3 separate regions of the Mus musculus genome follow, and all the other regions are linked to region 2. A link is a loop called in an ENCODE intact Hi-C map of the cell type or tissue named here. Cell type or tissue: heart. All regions are shown on one strand. Links, peaks and the distances in the headings refer to the core of each region. The heading gives the core; the rest is flanking DNA.

Region 1 (8,409 bases), core at 277-8,276, 49 kb after region 2:
ACATCACAACCCAATTCTCCCAATACAGTAAATGCTGGATACCCTAGCCCATCTGAAAAGCAAGATTATGATCTAAAATTCCCAATTCATGGAAATGATAAAGGATCTTAAGGAGGAAATAAATATCTCCCCTAAATAAATAAAGGAGATTCTTAGAATTGGGAACAAAATACCCATGCAAGGAGCTACAGAGACAAAGTTTGGAGCTGAGACGAAAAGATGGACCATCTAGAGACTGCCATACCCGGGGATCCATCCCATAATCAGCCTTCAAACACTGACACCATTGCATATACTAGCAAGATTTTGCTGAAAGGACCCTGATATAGCTGTCTCTTGTGAGACTATGCTGGCACCTAGCAAACACAGAAGTGGAGGCTCACAGTCAGCTATTGGATGGATCACAGGGCGCCCAAATGAGGAGCTAGAGAAAGTACCCAAGGAGCTAAAGGGATCTAGAACCCTACAGGTGGAACAACAATATGAACTAACCAGTAACCACTTTAAAACAGGAACTGAAGTACATGCATGATAAAAAGTTCAACTATGCCAGGCAGTGGTGGCACACGCCTTTAATTCCAGTGCTTTAGGGGGCATAGGCAAGTGGATTTCTGAGATCGAGGCCAGCCTGTTCTACAGCGTGAGTTCCAGGACAGCCAGGACTGGACAGATAAACCCTGTCTAGAGCAAAACAAACAAACAATCAAACAAAAATAAAATAAAAAATAATAAAAAAGTTCAACTATGTGAAAAAACTGAAGCAGATATAGGAGGATGGGAAAATCTCTCATGCTCGTAGATTAGTATGATTAATAGCCATCTTGCCAAAAGTATTCTACAAATTCCATAAAATCCCCTTCAAAATTAAAAGAGTAGCTTGTAATAGACCTTGAAAGGATAGTTTCTAGCTCCCAGGACAAAAACCCTGGAGAGCCAAAGCCATCTATTACAATAAAATACCTGCAATATAGCCAAGTAGTTGGTGGCGCATGCCTTTAATCCCAGCACTTGGAAGGCAGAGGCAGGCAGATTTCTCAGTTGGAGGCCAGCCTGGTCTACATAGTATGTTCCAGGACAGCCAGGGATACACAGAGAAACTCTGTCTCAAAAAAAACAAAAAAACAAAAAACCGTGCAATTTATTGGGACACAAATAGACAGTTGATTAATGGAATAGAGGTATAGACACAGATATAATTCCTATGACATACACACACCTGGTGATTGCTAAGGAATCAAGAAACATACAAAAAAGCCAACAAGAATAAAAAAAGAAACAAACAAAACATACCAAAAACCCCACAGCACCTTCAACAAGTGGTGCTTGTTAAACTATAAAATGCTCTACATGCAGAAGAATGTGCAAACAAATCTATATTCTTTATCCTGAACAAAATAGAAGTCCACTTAAAACCAGACACACAGGCCCTGATAGAAGAAAAAGCGGGCAATGGCCTTGAGTGCACGGTCACAGGAGACACATTACTGTTCTTATGGGAAGAACACGAATAGCTCAGGCAATAAGATCAGTAATTAGTAAATTGGACATCATGCAACTGTGATGTTTCTGGAAGGCAAAAATCCAGTCAGTGGGACAAGAGACAGTCTACAAAATGGGAAAAGATTTTTGCCATATCCATATCTCATAGTGTTATATAAGAGAAAAATATGAGACATAATATACAAAAATATATACAGACCTCAAGAATCTAGATAGTCTAAAAATAAAAACAAACGAAAGCAGATAAAGATCAGGGTTCATATATAAACTGAGACTTCTCAACAGATGAATCTTCAATGGCTTAGAAACAAGTATTCAACATTATAGAAATGGAAAGGAAACCTTTTATGTCATTAAACATGTCAGAATAGTTAAGATCAATAACAGAAGTGACTGTTCACATTACAGAGAATATACCTCTACAGCTTATGAGAGACTGCAAACTAAAACAGACACTATGTAAATCAATATCATGGTTGTCAGAAAAAGGGGAATCCATCTACCTCAATACCCAGATATACCACTCTCTTGGTCATTGTGGTGGTTTGCATATTCTTGGCTCAGAAAGTGGCCTTATAAGGAGGTGTGGCATTGTTGGAGTAGGTGTGGCCTTGTTGGAGCAGGTGTGCCACTTTCTGGCTTGGGCTTTAAAATCCTTATGCTAGCTGCCTTGGAGACAATCTTCTCCTAGGAGCCTTCAGAGGAAGATGTAGGTACTCTCATGTCCTCCTGCACCATGCCTTCGAGGACGCTGGTGCTCCTGCCTTGATGATGACAGAGAGAATCTCTGAATCTGTAAGCCAGCCTCAATTAAATGTTGTCCTTATAAGAGCTGCCTTGGCAGACTGGAGAGAAGGCTCAATGGTTAAGAGTACTGACTGCATCTGAAGGTCCTAGGTTCAAATCCCAGCAACTGCGTGGTGGCTCACAACCATCAGTAACAAGATCTGACGCCCTCTTCTGGAGTGTCTGAAGACAGCTACAGTGTACTTACATATAATAAATAAATAAAAATCTAAAAAAGAGCTGCCTTGGTCATTGTGTCTCTTCACAGCAATAAACACCTAAGACAGGCATACATGCAAAAGTTTCTCCATCGACAATAGACTTGATCAACTCTGTTGATAGATTTATTTGTACTAGCCAGATACTAAAAACAAGATTATATGTCCCACAGCTGAAGAATGGATAAAAAAAAAGGTACATTTACACCATGGACTATCACTCAGCTGCTACTTTCTACAGACCCTGCATGCACCTTTCTGGGAAGGGGAAAAGGAACAGACTCCATGGTAAGATTGGGGTGAATGTGAAAAGAAGTGGGAGGGATCATTTAGATGGGAATGTAGGAAGAGAGCAGGAGATGCAAGAAGAAAGAGCTGGAATTATGGGGACTTTCCAGGTTAGTATAGGAACCCAGTGTACTGAAAACCTTCAGGAAACAATGAGGGCGATCCTATTGACCACGACTAAAGGAGTTTCTGAACTGGCCATCTTTATAGCCAGCACTGTGATGAAAGGTTTGCATTTCCTTGAGGTGTTGGCCAAAGAGGCCTCTAAGGATCTCATGCTGACTTTAGGGGGGAAAATTACTCACTGAAAACTCACCTCAGGGACTCATTCTTGAAGACAACTTTGACACAGCCAAATCAAACTGAAAATCAAGTGTGTAAAGGCTTGGGTCTTTCACCCCTATGTTCGAAAAAAGAGCTGAAAATATGTTCTAGTCTCTCTATGGAGAGAGGGTACTCCCCGGCCACAAAAAGAAAATCTTAGACATAATAAAAGCTACAAAACCTTCAAACTGAAATCTCTCCAGCCTGAATATGTTCTGAGTTAAGGTTGTGACAAACTTTTTTGAGTGGCTAGCCAATATTTGGATTAACTAGAGGAGCTGGACATCAGAGGAAACCCACGGCTTACACTGTCTGGATTTCTAGGAATCCTCACATGGACTTATTAGGCAAAAATGGGGCTGGCATGTGTGTTAGCTAGGCCTTATTCCTCTATGTCGTGGCTATTAGCATGGGCATTTGAATAATTTCTCTCGCTGGGAGCAGGTGTATCTCTGCTTCTTTTGCTTGGTCTTGACCCCCTTTTCTTCCCATTTGCTTGCCATGTCCAAGCTCAAAAGGAGAGCTTTCATCATGGCTTTTCTATCTTGTTTTGAGAGAACAGAAAAAGGGGAGGGGATCTATGGAGGAGGAGGATAGAAGAGGGAGAGGGTAAGTGAATGGAGTGAAGGGAGGAAAACAGTGGCCTTGGTACACTGTATGAGAGAAGAATCTAGTTCCAATTAAATGAGTCCAACATTTCCTAAGTGAAAATTCATGGAAGAAGGGAAACAACAATAAACAAAGCATAAAATGGAGACAAGGGAAGCATTATTTTGACAGATACAGTTCTCATTCTGTTTGGGTACAAGATGAACATTATGCAGGAGTTCATGACAAGCACATTCCTAGGTCCTAACTTAATGCAGGAAATCAAAGTTTTGCCCACCTCAAAGTGAGAAATACACACACACACACACACTCACACACACACACACACACACACACACACACACACACACACACACAAAACATATAACATAAAACTTACTCATGTCATTTTCTTGTGTTATTTTTCAATAGTTGGAATAGTGGAATTACAAAGGTAACTGCTCACTAAATTCTAAAATATTCTTGCTTCCCTTTAAGAAAACCTAATGTTGAATTAATGTTCAAATGAAAAATACATCTTTATGGCCAGGCAGTGGTGGTGCAAGCCTTTAATTCCAGCACTTGGGAGGCAGAGGCAGGCAGATTTCTGACTTCCAGGCAAGCTGGTCTTCAGAGTGCGTTCCAGGACAGCTAGGGTACACACACACACACAAAACTGTGTATCAAAAAACCAAAAAATGAAAAAATAAAAACAAACAATCAAAAAATCATCTTTAATGTTACAGAGTATTGATGATACATTCACTATATAATACATTAAGTCTTTTTTTAGTCTGAGCCAGTCCCTGAGCAGACCTGGCTGCTAGCTGTGCACCCAATCCCACAACACCTAGAGGAAGCTGCACTCCCAGGTGCTCTAACACACCCAGGATTATAGGATAATAGAATCACAGGATGGCAAAACTTGGTCACACCAGGATTTCAGGATCCCAAAGGCATCTTGACTCCCAGGAGCTCTTACACCCAGGATCTCAGGATCACAGACAGAGCTGGACTCTGAGTTCTGACACAACTACAAAACAGGAGAGACAGGCTCCAGTCAGAGACAGTGAGTGCAAGTAGCAATAGAGATAATCAGATGGAGAGAGGCAAGAACAAGAACATAAGCCACAGAAACTAAGGCTATCTGGCATCATCTGCACCCAGCTCCCCCAGCATAGCAAGTCCTGGATACCCCATCACACTGGAAAAGCAAGGTTTAGGTTTAAAATCACTTCTCATGATGATAATAGAGGACATTTTTTATTGGATATTTTCTTAATTTACATCTCAAGTGTTACCCCCTTTCCCCATTTTCCCCCCCTACTAAAAGCCCCTTATACCATACCCCATCTCCCTGCTTTGCCCTTCACCATCAACTACCATAGATGGAGAAACCAAGATATTCCTTGAAAAAAACAAATTTACACCATATCTTGCCACAAAGCCAGCCTTACAAAGGATAACAGATGGAAAATATAAATCAAGGAGGGAAACTACACCCTAGAAAAAGCAACAAAGTAATCTTTCAACAAGCAAAATAGAAAATAGCCACAGAAACATAAAAATAGTATCAAAAATAACAGGGAGCAGCAATCACTACTCCTTACTATATCTTAACATCAATGGGCTCAATTCCCTAATAAAAAGATATAGGATAACAGACTGGATGCATAAACAGGACCCAACATTTTGGTGCAAACACGAAACTCACCTTAGTGTCAAAGAAAGCTACTTACCTCAGAAAAAAAGTGCTGGAAAACAATTTTCCAAGCAAATGGTCCCAAGAAACAAGCTGGGGTAGCCATTCTAATATCGAATAAAAGCAACTTTCAATCAAAAGTTATCTAAAAAGGATGAGGAAGGACACTTCATATTGCTGAAAGGGAAAATCTACCAAGAGGAACTCTCTAGTCTGAATATCTACCCTCCAAATGCAAGGGCAACCACATATATAAAAGAAACGCTACTAAGCCTCTACACACACAACTAAGCCTCCGCACACGTTGCACATCAACAATAATAGTGGGAGAAGTCAAAACTGCACTCTTATCAGTGAACTAATCATGAAAACACAAAATAAACAGACACACTGAAACAAAGAGAAGTTATGGACCAAGTGGATTTAATAGATAGCTATAGAAGATTTCATCCTAAAACAAAAGAAAATACCTTCTTCTCAGTACCTCATTGTATCATCACCAAAATTGACCATAGAATCAGTCACAAAACAGTCCTCAAAAGATACAAGACTGAAATAATTCCATGCATCCTGTCAGATCACCAAGGACTAAGGGTGGTCTTCAGTAGTAATAAAAAACACCAGAAAGCTGACATAAACATGAAAGCTGAACAATTCCCTATTTAATGATAATTTGGCTAAGGAAAAAAAAAAGAAATTAAAAACTTTGGAGAATTTAATGAAAATGAAGGCACACCATACCAAAACTTAGGTGACACAATGAAAGCAATGCTAAGAGGAAAACTCAGCTCCGAGTGCCTCCAAAAACAAACTGGAGAGAGCATACACTAGCATTTTAACAGTACACCTGAAAATTCTAGAACAAAAAGAAGGAAATAAACCCAAGAGAAGTAGACAGGAAATAATCAAAATCGGGGCTGGAATAAACCAAACAGAAAGAAAAGGAACTATGCAAGTAATCAACAAAACTGGTTCAAAGAAGCTGGTTCTTTGAGAAAATGAACAAGATAGGTAAACCCTTAGCCACACAAACTAGAGGGCACAGAGACAGTGTCCAAATTAACAAAATCAGAAATGAAAATGGAGATATAACAACAGAAACTGAAGAAATTCAAAAAAATTATTCAGATTCTACTACTAAAACCATATCTTACACAAAACTGGAAAATCCGGATGTAATGGACAAGTTTTTAGACAGATAATAAAAACCAAAGTTAAATCAGGATCAGATAAATCATGAAACAGTCCCTTAAGCCCCTAAAGAAATACATGCAGTCATTTAAAGTCTCCTAAACAAACAAACAAACAAAACGCCCAGGACAGGTTTTAGTGCAGAATTCTATCAGACCTTCAACGAAGACATACTACCAATACTCTTCAATCTAGTTCACAAAGTAGAAACAGAAGGAACACAACCAATTCATTCTATGAAGCCACAGTTACGCTGAGTATTCTCCCTTGGAGATGGAGCGGTTTCTGTCTCTTCAGGAACTTTTCACAATTTTCATTCAGAGGACTTCATAAGAGATTTTTTTCCACTTGTACCATGTTTAGTGGTGTTTCAACCAGATTTTAAAAACTGGAAAAAAAAAAAAGATACTACTGATCTATCCTCCAAATAGAGCAGCTCAATATTTTACAGCTCTCTTTGTGAATTCAGATGAGCAAAAGTGTTTGTATGTCTCTGCAGCCACTCATACTTCTTTGTAATTTCAGGACAACAACTGAAGCCCACATGCAAAACAATGGTAAAGAACAATTTAATGTCTGCTTTGTGCCAAGCACCACGCACACCTGAAAAACCCCTGAAACTCAAAACTCCGTATATGGCCTGGAATTTAATTTCCATGAAACACAACCATGTGGCTGGTAATTCAATTAAATTCAAAAAATTAAAATCAAATCAAATTAAATATTCAAAAGAAATGAAATTAAAAATGTTGCAACAATTGAAGGTAGATGTGGCCATAAATGTGAAAACAAGGAGTGGTTAACAGGAGGTGAAAGGAAAAGGAAATAAAAAGGAAAGGAACATGGCTGTTCCTAGACATGGTGGAACAGAAAGTTTATTGCTGATACATGGGAGAGTGGAGTTAGAGAAAGGAACATCTTAGAGAGTGACCAGAGTCAAGTGGAACCAAAGCCATGTGAAGAGAGGAAGGAGAGGAGAGGAAAACCAGACAAAGTGATGAGGTGGGTAAATGATAGATGAAAAAGATATTCTAACAAATTTGGGTGGATTACATAAGGAAGGGGAGCAGGGAGATGTATATGCCAATCCCTAAGATCCAGGGTGTGCTTTGTTAGGCATACACTGTAAAGGGTAACTGGGGGATTTGGGGAGAAACTGACATTCTGGCCTGCTTTGATTTGTTAAATAGGCACCTAAGCCATTTGTGCTGGGCCATAAGACTTAACAACAGTGAGAAAGGATAAACCTAAAGGATTTAATTATAATATCAAAATTTATTTTTAAAAGCTGAAATTGGCTTTATGATTGAAAAGTTATCCAAGTATTAGACGAACCAGGTATTACTCATACATTTCTCTCCCAATGCACACTGTAAAATTGGGATAGTAAAATTCCTACTAGTCATAGACACAGAAATTTGTCAAGCACTTAAGTGTTGGTTGAATTCACGTACCTACAGATATTTAGTGTCTAAAAATTAATTCATTTCCTTATCTAAATTCTTGATCGTCTCATTCTATGAACCACGTAAATTTTCAAGTTTGGACTTTTGTTGATCATCTAACATTGATAACATCAGTATTCACTGATAATAGAAGGTATTTTCAAAGAAAGCTCCCTCCATCGTTCTTCCCACTCCCTTTGGTTGCTGTGAATACACCATTATCAAAGTTGGTCAGTGAAATCAATTGTTACCAATGTCCCTCTTGATCTATAATTTCCCCTAGAAAGTGGTGGAGGTAGGAGATCATTCATTCCTTCATTCATATCTCTCTGTCTTTTTCCCTCATTGACCAGTCAGGGCTCATCCT
Region 2 (8,409 bases), core at 273-8,272:
AATCAAACTCTGGGCTGGAATAAACCAAACAGAAAGAAAAGGAACTATGCAAATAATCAACAAAACTGGTTCAAAGAAGCTGGTTCTTTGAGAAAATGAACAAGATAGGTAAACCCTTAGCCACACAAACTAGAGGGCACAAAGACAGTGTCCAAATTAACAAAATCAGAAATGAAAAGGGAGATATAACAACAGAAACTGAAGAAATTCAAAAAATCATCAGATCCTACTACCAAAGCCATATATATTACACAAAACTGGAAAATCCGGATGTAATAGACAAGTTTTTAGACAGATAGTAAAATACCAAAGTTAAATCAGGATCAGATAAATCATGAAACCGTCCCTTAAGCCCCTAAAGAAATACATGCAGTCATTTAAAGTCTCCTAAACAAACAAACAAACAAACAAACAAAACGCCCAGGACAGGTTTTAGTGCAGAATTCTATCAGACCTTCAAAAAAGACGCACTACCAATACTCTTCAATCTAGTTCACAAAGTAGAAACAGAAGGAACACAACCAATTCATTCTATGAAGCCACAGTTACGCTGAGTATTCTCCCTTGGAGATGGAGCGGTTTCTGTCTCTTCAGGAACTTTTCACAATTTTCATTCAAAGGACTTCATAAGAGATTTTTTTCCACTTGTACCATGTTTAGTGGTGTTTCAACCAGATTTTAAAAACTGGAAAAAAAAAAAAAAGATACTACTGATCTCTCCTCCAAATAGAGCAGCTCAATATGTTACAGCTCTTTTTGTGAATTCAGATGAGCAAAAGGGTTTGTATGTCTCTGCAGCCACTCATACTTCTTTGTAATTTCAGGACAACAACTGAAGCCCACATGCAAAACAATGGTAAAGAACAATTTAATGTCTGCTTTGTGCCAAGCACCATGCACACCTGAAAAACCCCTGAAACTCAAAACTCCTTTTATGGCCTGGAATTTAATTTCCATGAAACACAACCATGTGACTGGTAATTCAATTAAATTCAAAAAATTAAAATCAAATCAAATTAAATATTCAAAAGAAATTAAATTAAAAATGTTGCAACAATTGAAGGTAGATGTGGCCATAAATGTGAAAACAAGGAGTGGTTAACGGGAGGTGAAAGGAAAAGGAAATAAAAAGGAAAGGAACATGGCTGTTCCTAGACATGGTGGAACAGAAAGTTTATTGCTGATACATGGGAGAGTGGAGTTAGAGAAAGGAACATCTTAGAGAGTGACCAGGATCAAGTGGAACCAAAGCCATGTGAAGAGAGGAAGGAAAGGAGAGGAAAACCAGACAAAGTGATGAGGTGGGTAAATGATAGATGAAAAAGATATTCTAACAAATTTGGGTGGATTACATAAGGAAGGGGAGCAGGGAGATGTATACCCCAATCCCTAAGATCCAGGGTGTGCTTTGTTAGGCATACACTGTAAAGGGTAACTGGGGGCTTTGGGGAGAAACTGACATTCTGGCCCGCTTTGATTTGTTAAATAGGCACCTAAGCCATTTGTGCTGGGCCATAAGACTTAACAACAGTGAGAAAGGATAAACCTAAAGGATTTAATTATAATATCAAATTTTATTTTTAAAAGTTTAAATTGGCTTTATGATTGAAAAGTTATCCAAGTATTAGACAAACCAGTATTACTCATACATTTCCTTCCCAATGCACACTGTAAAATTGGGATAGTAAAATTCCTACTAGTCATAGACACAGAAATTTGTCAAGCACTTAAGTATTGGTTGAATTCACGTACCTACAGATATTTAGTGTCTAAAAATTAATTCATTTCCTTCTCTAGATTCTTCATTGTCTCGTTCTGTGAACCACCTAAATTTTCAAGTTTGGACTTTTATTGATCATCTAACATTGATAACATTAGTATTCACTGATAATAGAAGGTATTTTCAAAGAAAGCTCCCTCCATCATTCTTCCCACTCCCTTTGGTTTCAAAGTTGGTCAGTGAAATCAATTGTTACCAATGTCCCTCTTGATCTATAATTTCCCCTAGAAAGTGGTGGAGGTAGGAGAACATTCATTCATTCCTTCCTTCCTTCATTCATTCATTCATATCTCTCTGTCTTTTTCCCTCATTGACCAGTCAGGGCTTATCCTGGAAGAATTTATATGCTTTTCTTCAGGCATTGGACAGCAGAAGCAGGATTAGGTGTTCAAAGAAATTACATAGCAAAAGGCAAGCCTGGGCTATAGAAGAAATTTCTCTAAAGAGAAACAAATGATCATAGCAGCTGAGAAAACAGATAAAATACTTAAATTCTCCAGAAACACTAAAGAGAAAAAAAAAATCTAGATGTTCAGAGAAATTCTAAGAAAATGAAACTTAAAAAGTGTAATCAAGAATTGACTTCTTAAAAAGATAGATATTATTGAATGTATGAATAGGCACTGTGTCTTTCAACAAGAGCAGGCCATTACCTCGTAGGCAAATACAGCAAACCAGTAGCCAACATCAAGTTAAATGGAGAGAAACTTAAAGCAATACCACTAAAATCAGGGACTAGACAAGGCTGCACACTTTCTCCATAACTATTGAAGTCCTAGCCAGAGCAATTCCACAACAAAAGATCAAGGGGATACAAATTGGAAAAGAAAAAGTCAAAATATTGTTTGCAGAGGATATGATAGTATCTATAAGTGACCCTAAAAATTCTACCAAAGAACTCCTAAACCTGATAAACAACTTCAGTGCAGTAGCTGGATATAAAATGAACTCAAATAAATCAGAGGCCTTTCTCTACACAAACGATAAACAGAATGAGAAAGAAATAGGGAAACAACACCCTTCACAACAGTCACAAATATAAAATACCTTGGTGTGACTCTAACTAAGGAAGTGAAAGATCTGTATAAGAACTTCAAGTCTCTGAAGAAAGAAATCAAAGAAGATCTCAGGAGATGGAAAGGTCTCCCATGCTCATGGATTGGCAGGATTAGTACAGTAAAAGTGACTATCTTGCTGAAAGCAATCTACAGATTCACTGCAATCCCCATCAAAATTGGAACTCAATTCTTCACAGAATTAGAAAGGGCAATTTGCAAATAAATCTGGAATGACAAAAGTCCTAGGACATCAAAAACTACCTCATCAATAAAAGAACCTTTGATGGAATCACCATCCCCGAACTCAAGCTGCAGTACAGAGCAATTGTGATAAAACAAAAACAAACAAACAAAAAACTCCCTGCATGTTACTGGTCCAGTGACAGACAGATCAATGGAACAGAATTTAAGACCCAGAAATAAACTCACACATCTATGCTCACTTGATCTTTGACAAAGGAGCTCAAACCATCCAGTGGAAAGAGGACAGCATCTTCAACAAATGGTGCTGGCTCAATTGACGGTTAGCATGTTGAAGAATGCGAATTGATCCATTCTTACTGCCTTGTACAAAACTCAACGCTAAATGCCAAGAGAACAACTTGTAGAATACACGAAAGAAACTTAGCCTGTCTGCCTTTGGCATCCTGCTAAGGGTGTTTCTATACACAGGACCCTGCTCGAAAGGTTTTGTGAATATTCAGCCCAGATAGTGAAGTTATGCAGGTGCCACCGTTGGGTCTAGAAGCGGCTAAAACCACGAGGCAACTCACAGGTGCCTGCATGTAGCTGCTGGTTCCGACCCAGCCTTCCGTAGGACCCAGCACACCCGATCCCGCTCCTCACCTCTGTGGGAAGTGACAATATCCTCATCATGTCGCACTTTCAGAACTTGCCTGAGCTTCCTTCACAGTACCCAGCAGCACAGGGGACAAATCACTTAATCCTGCTTAATTACAGGGAACCAGCGAAATGGATTCCGGAAAAACCGCCCTCCTCTTATGACTGGCAGATCCCCCAGGGAATCAGGAAAATGCGTTCCGGAAGAACCACCCTCCGCTTTTGACTGGCAGATCTCACAGGGAACCAGCAAAATGCATCCGGAAAAACCACCCTCCTCTTATGACTGGCAGATCCTCCTCAATGCCGTGATTGGCCAGTAAATCCTGAGTGACAGGAGCAACTCTCTCAGGGTGATAGGGTGCAAACGCAACTCGGAATAGTGGTTCAGTGCACAGGCTTCCAATCTAAACGCACACCTATTCCACATCAGCAGAGATATGTATTTTGGTAGCAGTTGTCCCAGGTTTCCGATAGCCTATACGCCAGCCTTTGCCGCCCCATCTCTCCAGCTCACCTTTGATTGGTTGCCTGCTCCTCCCCTTGTGAGCTGTGACCTTGTTCTCAAGAGCCAGGACTGAAATTCTGACCTGTGATTCCACTGCCCTCAGAAGGCACTTCCTCTTTTTGCTAGTAGAATGAAGCATATTACTAAAGTTGCAGTGGAGTGAAAAATCTGTCTCACAAATGGAAGGATGCCCAGTTTAACTGCTAATTAGTGACTTTAAGAAACAACGTTTTGTATTGTGGCTTCTTACTGGGTTCAGGTAAATTGCACAAACTTTCCAGCTGGAGCTCTATTGTTATTCTATAATCTACTATTCTATTTTCTTTTCCTTAGTAGGAAAGTGCCAAAAAAAATAAATAAAATCTTAAAATAAACCAAAAACACAGCTGTACTAGGAAAATGCTCTAGGGTCTCTCTATTTATGTGGAAAGTGGATTTATTAGTATGGCTCCCAAGCTGATAGCCAACTCTTCCAACTATAACTCTATACCAATGGGAAGTTGAGCAATCCAGTGGTTGTTCAGTCCATGTGGCTGATTGTTTCAGCTGGTTTTCAGTATATATCATAATATGTATAGGAATAAAACGTAACAACTGTAAGGAACCTAGAAAGTATTTAACGAATATATGTAATCATAAAAGTCGCCACAAAATCCATACTGGAGGTAAACCTTAAGCATTTAAAGAATGTGGGAGAGCCAGCACTATAGTATTCCTGACTGAAGACATAAGAAGATGTATGCCAGCCGGGCCTGGTGGCACACGCCTTTAATCCCAGCACTCTGGAGGCAGAGGCAGGCAGATTTCTGAGGTCGAGGCCAGCCTGGTCTACATCCAGAGTGAATTCTAGGACAGCCAATGTTACAAAGAGAAACCCTGTCTCAAAAAAACCACACAAAATAAAATAAAATAAAATAAAGAAGGAGAAGGAGAACACAAAGATGAAGAGAAAGAAGGGAAATATAAGACTTAAATAGTTGAAAAAAGAAGAATAGAAGCATAAGACTTAAGATGTAGGAATAGATGAAAAGGAACAGAGAGGAACACCCCCTCCACCACCACCTCTACACAAAATACATAAATAAAAATGAATAAGTTGATCCGAATAGTTCATTAAGACTATGACTATTTTGAATGGATACAGGCCTGCCATTGCTCAGGAGGAATGTGATGACTTCTGCAATAGCATCACCAATAATTGGAAGGCCAGTCAACAGTCAATGTGCATTCTGAGTAAAGAAGAGGGGTGTGTAATGCATCAGATGTGGAAGGAGTATCTACTTTAGGGTAGCCTGTCATGAAATTAAATTTTCCACTTTAAAGAATTTAAACTTTTATTAGCATAGCTAGTAATAAATAAAAACAAAAATTTGTATCCTTTCTTGGAATTTTGAGATAAGTATAATCTACATTGATAGAAATTTTTTAAGTACTTCAGGAATACCAAATAATCCACGAAGTCTATATTTCCTGGTCAATTTTAAAGAAATCTTAGTAATAGTAACATTGCTTTATGTAAAATGAATTAATTGGGAAAAATGTATCACGAGTATAAGCAAGGACACTGCAAAACCACTGAAATTGACTGCTCTGGGATTGGATAAATATATGTGTTTTCATACTTTTCAGGCTGCCTCTTTTGGATAGAAAGATTGGCAAAACTTAAGGAAAGCCTTGCAGGGTTTGAAGAGGTAAATTTGCGGTGGCAATGAGTGTATAATTGGGGATAGTGTGGGTGATAGGGTGTTATTCATGTGGCTCAAAGAGCCTAGAATCTCATGTAGGAAACATGGAATATATTACCAGTATGTGTGTATGTGTTTATAGGTGACAAAGACCAGGTTTGGCTTAGAAAGGTTCTGAGAGTGAAAGAAGTGGTGTCTGGATAAGAAAAATGGTGATTCCAAGCTGTTGACCTGTGTTCTGCTTGATACAGCTTTTCCAGTCTGCTTTTTGTTGTGTTTCCTCTCTGGAGATTTCTCTGTCTATATTCTGCTTGCTTGCCATTCTTAGATATCTCTCTGTCAAAGTCCTGCTTTCCTGCTTGCCCACCCCTCTCTCTCTCTCTCTCTCTCTCTCTCTCTCTCTCTCTCTCTCTCTCTCTCTTTCTCTGTGTATGTGTGTGTGTGTGGTGTGTGTTCATTCTCCAAGCAGTTCTATTTGTCCTAAAATTTTTGTGGATGAATCATCTCAAGGAGAAGACAGGTTCAGTTGAAAGACCCACAACGTGAGGACTCCCCCATGTTCTGACTCAGGAGAGGCGAAACCCCAAAATCACCCACAAGTAATGGTCTTGCTGCAAACTGCAAGAGGATTTTTATTCAAGAGCGCTCTCGGGCCCACGGTCATACACCATGTAGGGATAGAAGACCGTGGCGCCCTGAGTAGCTGGATAAGGGGGTATTTAAAGGAAGAAACCACAACCCAAGGAAGTGGGAAGGGCATTGTTGGAAAATACCAAAGATACCAGTTAAGAGTCACAAGGAAGTGCAAAGTCACAAGTGTCACAAGGAATACCTGGTAATTGTTCAGGTTATCTCTCAAGACAGTTTCTAAGAGCCCCTAACAATAGCACATTCTTTGAATGAACACTCTTTGAAACCAGGAAGTGGGTTGGTGGAGGAATGTCGCTATCTGTTTTATGATTAGCATACCTTGGATCATTGAGTCACAAAGGCCACATTCCCAAGCCTGGGCCTAAAGGCCTAGAATTTTGTTTTTACGTTTTACTTTTTCACAGTCTTTTATTTTACCTATCAATCCAGTCATTTACTACAGGTTTTCCTTTTGATTAGCTCATGAATCAGCATCCCATGACCCCAGTGCCTTGATTCTTAGAAGATAGGAGACATACATTTTTTCTTAAAATTCCAAAATAACTCAAAGATCTGTCTGCCTTTTGTAAGCACGGATGATAAGCTAGTTGAGCGGGACTCTGCACTGAAATTACTATTTTCACCAGGCCTTAGGGGGAACCTTAACCTGTTTTTGGCTGATCCTGAACTCAGGAATCTATTTGTCGATGTCAGCTTAAATAGACAAACAAACAAGCAAGCAGACAAACAATCAAACAAACAAAAAGCTGGGTGAAATCCTCTTCAATTATCACTCCCTAAATCTCTTGACTTCCTTCCTTAGTAATTTTCTGACATGTTGGTTCACAGTGCAGCTGCTTTTGTTCCTTCAGTTTCATGAAGATCCTCATATAATTCGAACTGAATCATTATTTTTGCGTGTTTGAAAAATTATGCATTTTCAAACTCAGGTATTTAGAACTCTGTGTGAAGCCACATGTGCCATTGCAGGGTGGCGCTGGGTGGTGCTGGCTACCACTGGCCAGCACACATACATAGGCAGTAAAGTTTTTTTGCCAAGATGAGGTTTTGAGAATTAACCAATCAGATGAGAGACAAGTTAACCAATCAGATGAGAGACAAGTTAACCAATCAGATGAGAGACAAGCTAACCAATCAGATGAGAGAGAAGTTAACCAATCAGATGTGAGACATGCAAATGAGGTGGTAAGCATAACCCATACATAACCAATCTGGGTGTGAGACACGCCACTCCTAGGCCTATATAAGCAGCACCAGTTCTGGGCTTGGGGTCTCTTCGCCTCTGCAATCAAGCTCTCCCAATAAACCTGTGCAGAAGGATCCTGTTGCAGCATTGTTCTTGCTGGCAAGTCAGGGTGCTTGCAAGAGAACTCCTTCCCTTAAGTGCTTCTCTGATGTTCCAGTGTTTACCATTTTGCTGAGAGGTAGCCACACCCTTAACTCCTGCATTTCAGCTTTTCATTAATGTAGAGTCATTAATCTTAACAGGGAGGAATTTCCTCAGAGGAATGTGAAATATTTAGATTATAATTCAAGTAAGCCTTTTGGCCACAGCAGCCCTAAACACCCTAGGAAGCTCACATCAAGGCCCTGTCCTAGGGTCAGGAAACATGTCATTCTGTCCCAGCAGGGCCAAGCCAGGCTTGGCACATAGGGAACTTGATGCTCCATTGCAGAAGGTAGATCGTGATGTTTGCCACCTCCCCAGCTCCTTCAGTTAGAGATTTCCATACATTCTCATGGCCATCTGGCTATCTGTCCTCTCCCTCCCCACACCTGATCCTGAACCCTTCCATTGTCCTCCCGTTGTCTCCTCTCCCACCCAGTTTCTTCCCTCCACCTGCCAACTGGGACTAGAGGTGGTCTCTTTTATTTTCATATTCCCAC
Region 3 (8,409 bases), core at 312-8,311, 59 kb before region 2:
ATTAAATGGAGAAAAACTTAAAGCAATCCCACTACAATCAGGGAGTAGATAAGGCTGCCCACTTTCTCCATAACTACTCAGTATAGGACTTGAAGTCCTAGCCAGAGCAATTCCACAACAAAGAAGATCAAGGGGATACAAATTGGAAAAGAAAAAGTCAAAATATCATTACTTGCAGAGGATATGATAGTATCTATAAGTGACCCTAAAAATTCTACCAGAGAACTCCTAAACCTGATAAACAACTTCAGTGCAGTAGCTGGATATAAAATGAACTCAAATATATCAGAGGCCTTTCTCTACACAAACGATAAACAGAATGAGAAAGAAATAGGGAAACAACATCCTTCACAGTACTCACAAATAATATAAAATACCTTGGTGTGACTCTAACTAAGGAAGTGAAAGATCTGTATAAGAACTTCAAGTCTCTGAAGAAAGAAATCAAAGAAGATCTCAGAAGATGGAAAGGTCTCCCATTCTCATGGATTGGCAGGATTAGTACAGTAAAAATGACTATCTTGCTGAAAGCAATCTACAGATTCACTGCAATCCCCATCAAAATTGGAACTCAATTCTTCTCAGAGTTAGAAAGGGCAATTTGCAAATAATTCTGGAATAACAAAAATCCTAGGATAGCAAAAACTATCTCAACAATTAAAGAGCCTTTGGTGGAATCACCATCCCCGAACTCAAGCTGTACTACAGAGCAATTGTGATAAAACAAAAAAAAAAAAAACAAAAACAAAAACAAACAAACAAACAAAACCCCCATGCATGTTACTGGTACAGTGACAGTCAGTCAGATCAATGGAACAGAATTTAAGACCCAGAAATAAACTCACACATCTATGCTCACTTGATCTTTGACAAAGGAGCTCAAACCATCCAGTGGAAAGAGGACAACATCTTCAACAAACGGTGCTGGCTCAATTGGCAGATAGCATGTAGAATGCAAATTGATCCATTCTTATCTCCTTATACAAAGCTCAAGTCTAACTGGGTCAAGGAACTCCACATAAAACCAGAGACACTGAAACATATAGAGTAGAAAGTGGGAAAAGCCTCAAAGATATGGGCACAGGGGAAAAATTCCTGCACAGAACAGCAATGACTTATGCTGTAAGATCGAGAATCAACAAATGGGGCCTCACAAAATTGCAAAGCTTGTATAAGGGAAAAGACAGTAAGTCAATAATACAAAAAGGCTAGCAATAAATTGGGAAAGGATCTTTACCAATCCTAAATCTGATAGGTGGCTAACATCTAATATATATAAAGAACTCAAGAAGCTGGCTTCCAGAGAACTAAATAACCCTATTAAAAATGGGGTAAAGAGCTAAACAAAGAATTCTCAACAGAGGAATACTGAATATCTGAGAAGCACCTGAAAAAATGTTCAACATCCTTAATCATCAGGGAAATGCAAATCAAAACAACCCTGAGATTCCATCTCACAGCAGTCAGAATGGTTAAAATCAAACATTCAGGTGACAACAGATGCTGGCAAGGATGTGGAGAAAGGGACACTCCTCCATGGTTGGTGGGATTGCAAGCTTGTACAACCACTCTGGAAATCAGTTTAGCAGTTCCTCAGAAAATTGGACTACCTGAGGACCCAGCAATACCAGTCCTGAGCTTATACCCAAAAGATGCTCTAACATGTAATAAGGACACATGTTCCACTATGTTCATAGCAGCCTCATTTATAATAGCCAGAAGCTGGAAAGATCCCAGATGTTCCTCAATGGAGGAATGGATACAGAAAATGTGGTATATTTACACAATGAAGTACTATTAAAAACAATGAAGTCATGAAATTCTTAGATAAAAGGATGGATCTGGAGGATATCATCCTGAGTGAAGAAACCCAATTACAAAAGAACACAAATGATATGCACTTACTGATAAGGGGAGAATAGCCCATACACTCAGAGTACCCAACATACAATTTGCAAAACAATTGAAACTCAAGAAGAAGGAAGACCAAAGTGTGGATACTTGGGTCCTTCTTAGAAAGGGGGAACAAAATGCTCATGTGAGGAGTTACAGAGACAAAGTGTGGAGCAGACTGAACGAATGATCATCCAGAAACTGCCCCACTCGGGGATCTATTCCATATACAACCACCAAACCCAGACACTATTGCATATGCCAGAAAGATTTTGCTGACATGACCTTGACATAGCTCTTCTTGTGAGGCTATGCCAGTGCCTGGCAAATACAGAAGTGGATGCTCACAGTCATCTATTGGATGGAACACGGGGCCCCTAATGAAGGAGCTAGAGAAAGTACCCAAAGAGCTAAAGGGGTCTGAAACTCTATAGGAGGAACAACAAAATGAACTAACCAGTAACCCCCAGTGCTTTGTCTCTAGTTGCATATGTAGCAGAGGATGGCCTAGTCAGCCATCAATGGGAGGAGAGGCTCTTGGTCTTGTGAAGATCATGAGGCCAAGTACAGGGAAATGCCAGGGCCAGGAGGAGGGAATGTGTGGGTTGAGGAGCAGGGCAGGGGGAGGCTATAGAGGGCTTTGGGGATAGCATTTGAAATGTAAATGAAGAAAATATCTAAGAAATAAAAAAGAAAGTATGCCTAGATACAGTGTCTTTCAACAATAGCAGGCTATTACCTTTTAGGGAAATGGCATCAATAAGATAATGTATGATCCCGTCATTATATGCAACATTAGCTGCTGAAGTCTATAACTTGACACACATAGATAAAGCCAATTACCCTTGATTCAAATTTCTGAATGGCCTTATCTAGATCAATGAAGTTTGGTTCAACATAACCTCCCCAGGTGGTATACCCACCAATCTGGATTATTTTTATTCACATGCATGACTTAATTTACCTTGGTAATTGTAAATTACACCATCAGAAGCTTGTTCATAATGATGACCCCTGCAGATGATTCCCTTAAACTACAGTGTAGGAGCTAGCTATTGTCTACACTGTTTAGCCCTGAACTGTACACAGTAAACTGTTCCTCCTGTTGAAGTCTGAAGACAGAAGCCATGCTCCATATGCAAGTACTTCTACTTCTACTGCAAAGGGCAGTACATTACATGACTAAAATGAGCAATTTAAAACTCTCTTGTGGTACAGCCATTTAACTAATGAATTATGAAGTTTAGCAAGGTAGAGAAAGAGACTAGGACCCACGTGTCAACATACTTTGTCTCAGAAACAATTTTATAAAAAACTAAAGACGAAGCTGTTCTAAAATTAGTCCACACTTTTTCTGGTTATTAAAAAAAACCACGGAGAAATATTGAAAAAAAAATGTGCTTTCATTCACCAAACACATGAGATACATATTAAACATAGACAAATTTAACTCGAAATGAATGACAACCAAAATGCTAAATGCCAAGAGAAGAACTTGTAGAATACACGAAAGAAACTTAGCCTGTCTGACTTTGGCATCGTGCTAAGGGTGTTTCTATACACAGGACCCTGCTCGAAAGGTTTTGTGAATATTCAGCCCAGATAGTGAAGTTATGCAGGTGCCACCGTTGGGTCCAGAAGCGGCTAAAACCACGAGGCAACTCACAGGTGCCTGCATGTAGCTGCTGGTTCCGACCCAGCCTTCCGTAGGACCCAGCACACCCGATCCCGCTCCTCACCTCTGTGGGAAGTGACAATATCCTCATCATGTCGCACTTTCAGAACTTGCCTGACCTTCCTTCACTGTACCCAGCAGCACACAGGACAAATCACTTAAGCCTGCTTAATTACAGGGAACCAGCGAAAATGATTCCGGAAGAAACACCCTCCTCTTATGACTGGCAGATCCCACATGGAAACAGGAAAATGCATTCCGGAAGAACCACCCTCCGCTTTTGACTGGCAGATCTCACGGGGAACCAGCAAAATGCATCCGGAAAAACCACCCTCCTCTTATGACTGGCAGATCCTCCTTGATGCTGTGATTGGCCAGTAAATCTTGAGTGACAGGAGCAACTCTCTCAGGGTGAGAGGGTGCAAACGCAACTCGGAATAGTGGTTCAGTGGTTCAGTGCACAGGCTTCCAATATAGACGCACACCTATTCCAGATCAGCAGAGATATGTATTTTGGTAGCAATTGTCCCAGGTTTCCGATAGCCTATACGCCAGGCTATGCCGCCCCATCTCTCCAGCTCACCTCTGATTGGCTGCGTGCTCCTCCCCTTTGTGGGCTGTGACCTTGTTCTCAAGAGCCAGGACTCAAATTCTTGCCTGTGAGTCCACTGCCCTCAGAAGGTGCTTCCTCTTATTGCTAGTGGAATGAAGCATATTACTAAAGTTGCAGTGGACTGAAAAATCTGTCTCACAAGTGGAAGGGTGCCCAGTTTAACTGCTAATTAAAGAGTGACTTTAAGAAACAACGTTTTGTATTGTGGCTTCTTATTTGGTTCGGGTAAATTGCACAAACTTTCCAGCTGGAGCTCTATTGTTATTCTATAATCTACTATTCTATTTTCTATTCCTCAGTAGGAAAGTGCCAAAAAATAAAATAAAATCTTAAAATAAACCAAAAACACAGGTGTACTAGGAAAATGCTCTAGGGTCTCTCTATGTATGTGGAAAGTGGATTTATTAGTATGGCTCCCAAGCTGATAGCCAACTCTTCCAACTATAACTCTATACCAATGGGAAGTTGAGCAATCCAGTGGTTGTTCAGTCCATGTGGCTGAATGTCTCAGCTGATTTTCAGTATATATCATAATAGTATAGGAATAAAACGTAACTGTAATGACCCTAGAAAGTATTTAACGAATACATGAAATCATAAAAGTAGCCACAAAATCCATATGGGTGGTAAACCTTAAGCATTTAAAGAATGTGGGCGAGCCAGCCCTATAGTATGCCTGACTGAAGACTTAAGAAGATGTATGCCAGCCGGGCGTGGTTTCTCACGCCTTTAATCCCAGCACCCGGGAGGCAGAGGCAGGCAGATTTCTGAGGTCGAGGCCAGCCTGGTCTACATCCAGAGTGAATTCTAGGACAGCCAATGTTACATAGAGAAACCCTGTCTCGATAGAAACCACATAAAATAAAATAAAAATAAAGAAGAAGTAGGAGAAGGAGAACACAAAGATGAAGAAAAAGAAGGGAAATATAATACTTAAATAGTTGAAAAAAGAAGAATAGAAGCATAAGTCTTAAGATGTAGGAATAGATGAAAAGGAACAGAGAGGAACACCCCCTCCACCATCACCCCTACACAAAATACAGAAATAAAAATGAATAACTTGATCAGAATAGTTCATTGGTACTATGACTAATTCGAATGAATACAGGTCTGCCATTGCTCATGAGGAATGTTATGACTTCTGTAATAGCATCACCAATAATTGGAAGGCCAGTTAACAGTCAATGTGCATTCTGAGTAAACAAGAGTGGTGTGTAATGCAGCAGATGTGGAAGGAGTATTTACTTTTAGTGTAGTGTGTTATGAAATTAAAGTTTCCACTGTGAAAAATTTAAACTTTTTTTTTGCATAACTAGTAATAAATAAAAACAAATACTTGTATCCTTTCTTGGAATTTTGAGATAAATATAATCTACATTGATAGAGATTTTTAAGTACTTCAGGAATACCAAATAATCCTCAAAGTCTATATTTCCTGGTCAATTGTATAGAAACATTAGTAATAGTAACATTGCTTTCTGCAAAATGAATTAATTGGGAATAAGGTATCGTGAGTATGAGCAAGGATACTGCAAAACCACTGAACTCGACTGTTCCTGGATTGGAAAAATATATGTATTTTCATACTTTTCAGGCTGCCTCTTTTGGATAGAAAGATTGGCAAAACTTAAGGAAAGCCTTGCAGGGTTTGAAGAGGTAAATTTGCAGTGGCAATGAGTGTATAATTGGGGATAGTGTGGGAGGTAGGGTGTTATTCCTGTGCATCAAAGAGCCTAGAATCTCTTCTGGGAAACATGGAATATGTTAACAGTATGTGGATATGTGTTTATAGGTGCCAAAGACCAGGTTTGGCTTAGAGAGAGTTTCTGAGAGAGAAAGAAGTGGTGTCTGGATCAGAAAAATGGTGATTCCAAGCTGTTGACCTTTGTTCTGCTTGATACAGCTTTTCCAGTCTGCTTTCTGTTGTGTTTCCTCTCTGGAGATTTCTCTGTCTTTCTCTGTCTATATTCTGCTTGCTTGCCATTCTTAAAGATCTCTCTGTCCAAGTCCTGCTTTCCTGCTTGCTTGTCTCTCTCTCTCTCTCTCTCTCTCTCTTTCTCTCTCTCTCTCTAGCTCTCTCTCTCTCCTTCTCTCTCTCTCCCCCCTCTTTTACTGTGTGTGTCTCACACTCTGTCTCTCTCACTCTTTGTACAGGTGTGTGTGTGTGTGTGTGTGTGTGTGTGTGTGTGTGTGTGTGTGTGTGTTTTCATTTCCAAGCAGTTCTATTTGTCCTAAAATTTTTCTGGATGGATCATCTCAAGGAGAAGACAGGTGCAGTCTTTTATTTTACCTATCAATCCAGTAATTTACTCCAGGTTTTCTTTTTGATTAGCTCATGAATCAGCATCCCATGACCCCGGTGCTTTGATTCTTAGAAGATAGGAGGCATACATTTTTTCTTAAAATTCCAAAAAACTAAAGATCTGTCTGACTTTATTAAGCACGGATGATAGGCTAGTTGAGCAGGACTCTGCTCTGAAATTACTATTTTCACCACGCCTTAGGGTAACTTTGATCTGTCTTTGGCTGATCCTGAACTCAGGAATTTATTTGTCTTTGTCAGCTTAAACAGACAAACAAACAAGTAAACAAACAAGCAAAAACCTGGGTGAGATCTCCTTCAATTACCACTCCCTAAATCTCTTTACTTCCTTCCTTAGTAATTTTCTGACATGTTGGTTCACAGTGCAGCTGCTTTTGTTCCTTCAGATTCATGAAGATCCTCATATAATTCGAACAGAATCATTAGTTTTGCGTGTTTGAAAAATTATACATTTTCAAACTCATGTATTTAGAACTCTTTCCCTTAAGTGCTTCTCTGAGGTTCCAGTGTTTACCATTTTGCTGAGAGGTAGCCACACCCTTATCTCTGGGATTTCAGCTTGTAATTAATGTAGAGTCATTAATCTTAACAGGAAGGACTTTCCTCAGAGGAATGTGAAATAATTACATTACTATGCAAGTAAGCATGTTGGCCACAGCTGCCCTGAACTCTCTAGGAAGCTCACATCAGGGCCCTGTCCTAGGGGCAAGCAATATGTCACTCTGTCCCAGCAGGGCCAAGCCAGGCTTGGCACATAGAGAACTTGATGCTCCATTGCAGAAGGTAGATCGAGATGTTTGCCACCTCCCCAGCTCCTTCAGTTACAGATTTCCATACATTCTCATGGCCATCTGGCTATCTGTCCTCTCCCTCCCCACACCTGATCCTGAACCCTTCCATTGTCCTCCTGTTGTCTCTTCTCCCACCCATTTCCTTCCCTCCACCTGCCAACTGGGACTAGAGGTGGTCTCTTTTATTTCCATATTCCCACTATTTCAGCTAAGGTTACCCATATTGAGTCCTGAGAGCCTAGCCCATGCCAGGTCTCTAATTTTCTAATTATTCCCATTTCCCCATCCATCAGATGCATATTTCCTTTCATATTGCTAGCCCTCTGGGCTTCTCTCCTGTCTCTCCCATACCTGACCATGTCCCCTTTCCAGCTTCTTTTATCCTGTCCCACGGAACTCACTCCTTCTCCCTGCCATGTCAATTTTGTTCCCTCTTCTAAGTGGGATTGAAGCATCCCCACTTGGGACTTCCTTAACTTCTTGGATTCTGTGGCCAGTATTATGGGTATTTTGTAACTTTTGGCTACTATTGTCTTCTGTGACTACATACTTTGTATGTCTTTTGGTCTGGGGTACCTCACTCAGGCTAAAATTTTCTACTTTCACCCATTTGCCTGCAAAATTAATGATCTCTTTGTTTTGGAACCTGAAAAGCCCTTCTGTTGTGTAAATGTGTTCTTCAGATAAGGTACAATCTGTTTGCTTCTAGTTTCCACCTATGACTAATAAGGCTGCTATGAACATAGTGGAGTACATGTCCTTGTGGTATTGTGGAGAATCTTTTGGGTACATGTCCAGGAGCAGTATAGTAAGGTCTTCAGGTAGAACTAATTCCAATTATCTGATTAACTTGCAGGTTGTTTTCCAGAGTGTTTGTACCAGTTTGCAAACTCACCTGCTTTGGAGGAGTACACCCACCCCTGTTCCACATCCTCACCAGCATGTACTGTCCCTTGTGGTTTTTCTTATTTACTTTCTGATGGAAGTAAGATGAACTCTCAGTGTTGTTTTGATTTGAATTTCTGTCATTATTGACAATGGTGTCTATTTCTTTAAGTGCTTCTTAGCCATTTAGATTTCTTGGTTGAGAGTTCTCTATCACTGGATCACAGTT

The links. Hi-C counts contacts between places; a loop is a spot of excess contacts. Peaks named below come from ENCODE experiments on the same cell type or tissue, not always from the same donor. Only the 100,000 strongest peaks of a DNase experiment are listed, where the experiment ranks them.
Region 1: a loop joins it to region 2, with 2.9 times the contacts of the local background. A loop is called at or near these places in 5 of 42 quality-filtered maps.
Region 3: it touches region 2 in a loop (1.8-fold over the local background); 5 of 42 quality-filtered maps call a loop at or near these places.

Annotation. Positions count from the first base shown.
Region 1 is chr17:17,181,044-17,189,452 of GRCm38, reverse strand. All of the region lies in intron 1 of Gm38396 (predicted gene, 38396), which reads right to left. Among named protein-coding and RNA genes, the nearest start is that of Gm38396, 5.9 kb to the right of the region's middle. In heart, for the core only: no CTCF peak of the experiment used is centred there; no DNase peak of the experiment used is centred there.
Region 2 is chr17:17,230,301-17,238,709 of GRCm38, reverse strand. Gm5165 (predicted gene 5165) reads right to left here and starts at 3,807. Exons shown (of 4, transcript NM_001362181.1): 1 at 3,685-3,807. The coding sequence starts at 3,714. In heart, for the core only: no CTCF peak of the experiment used is centred there; a DNase peak (open chromatin) is centred at 3,989; H3K4me3 peaks cover 1,451 bases; H3K27ac peaks cover 343 bases.
Region 3 is chr17:17,289,813-17,298,221 of GRCm38, reverse strand. It overlaps Gm6712 (predicted gene 6712), which reads right to left and starts at 3,779. Exons shown (of 4, transcript NM_001324550.1): 1 at 3,633-3,779. The coding sequence starts at 3,662. In heart, for the core only: a CTCF peak has its summit at 4,280; a DNase peak (open chromatin) is centred at 3,921; H3K4me3 peaks cover 1,097 bases; H3K27ac peaks cover 259 bases.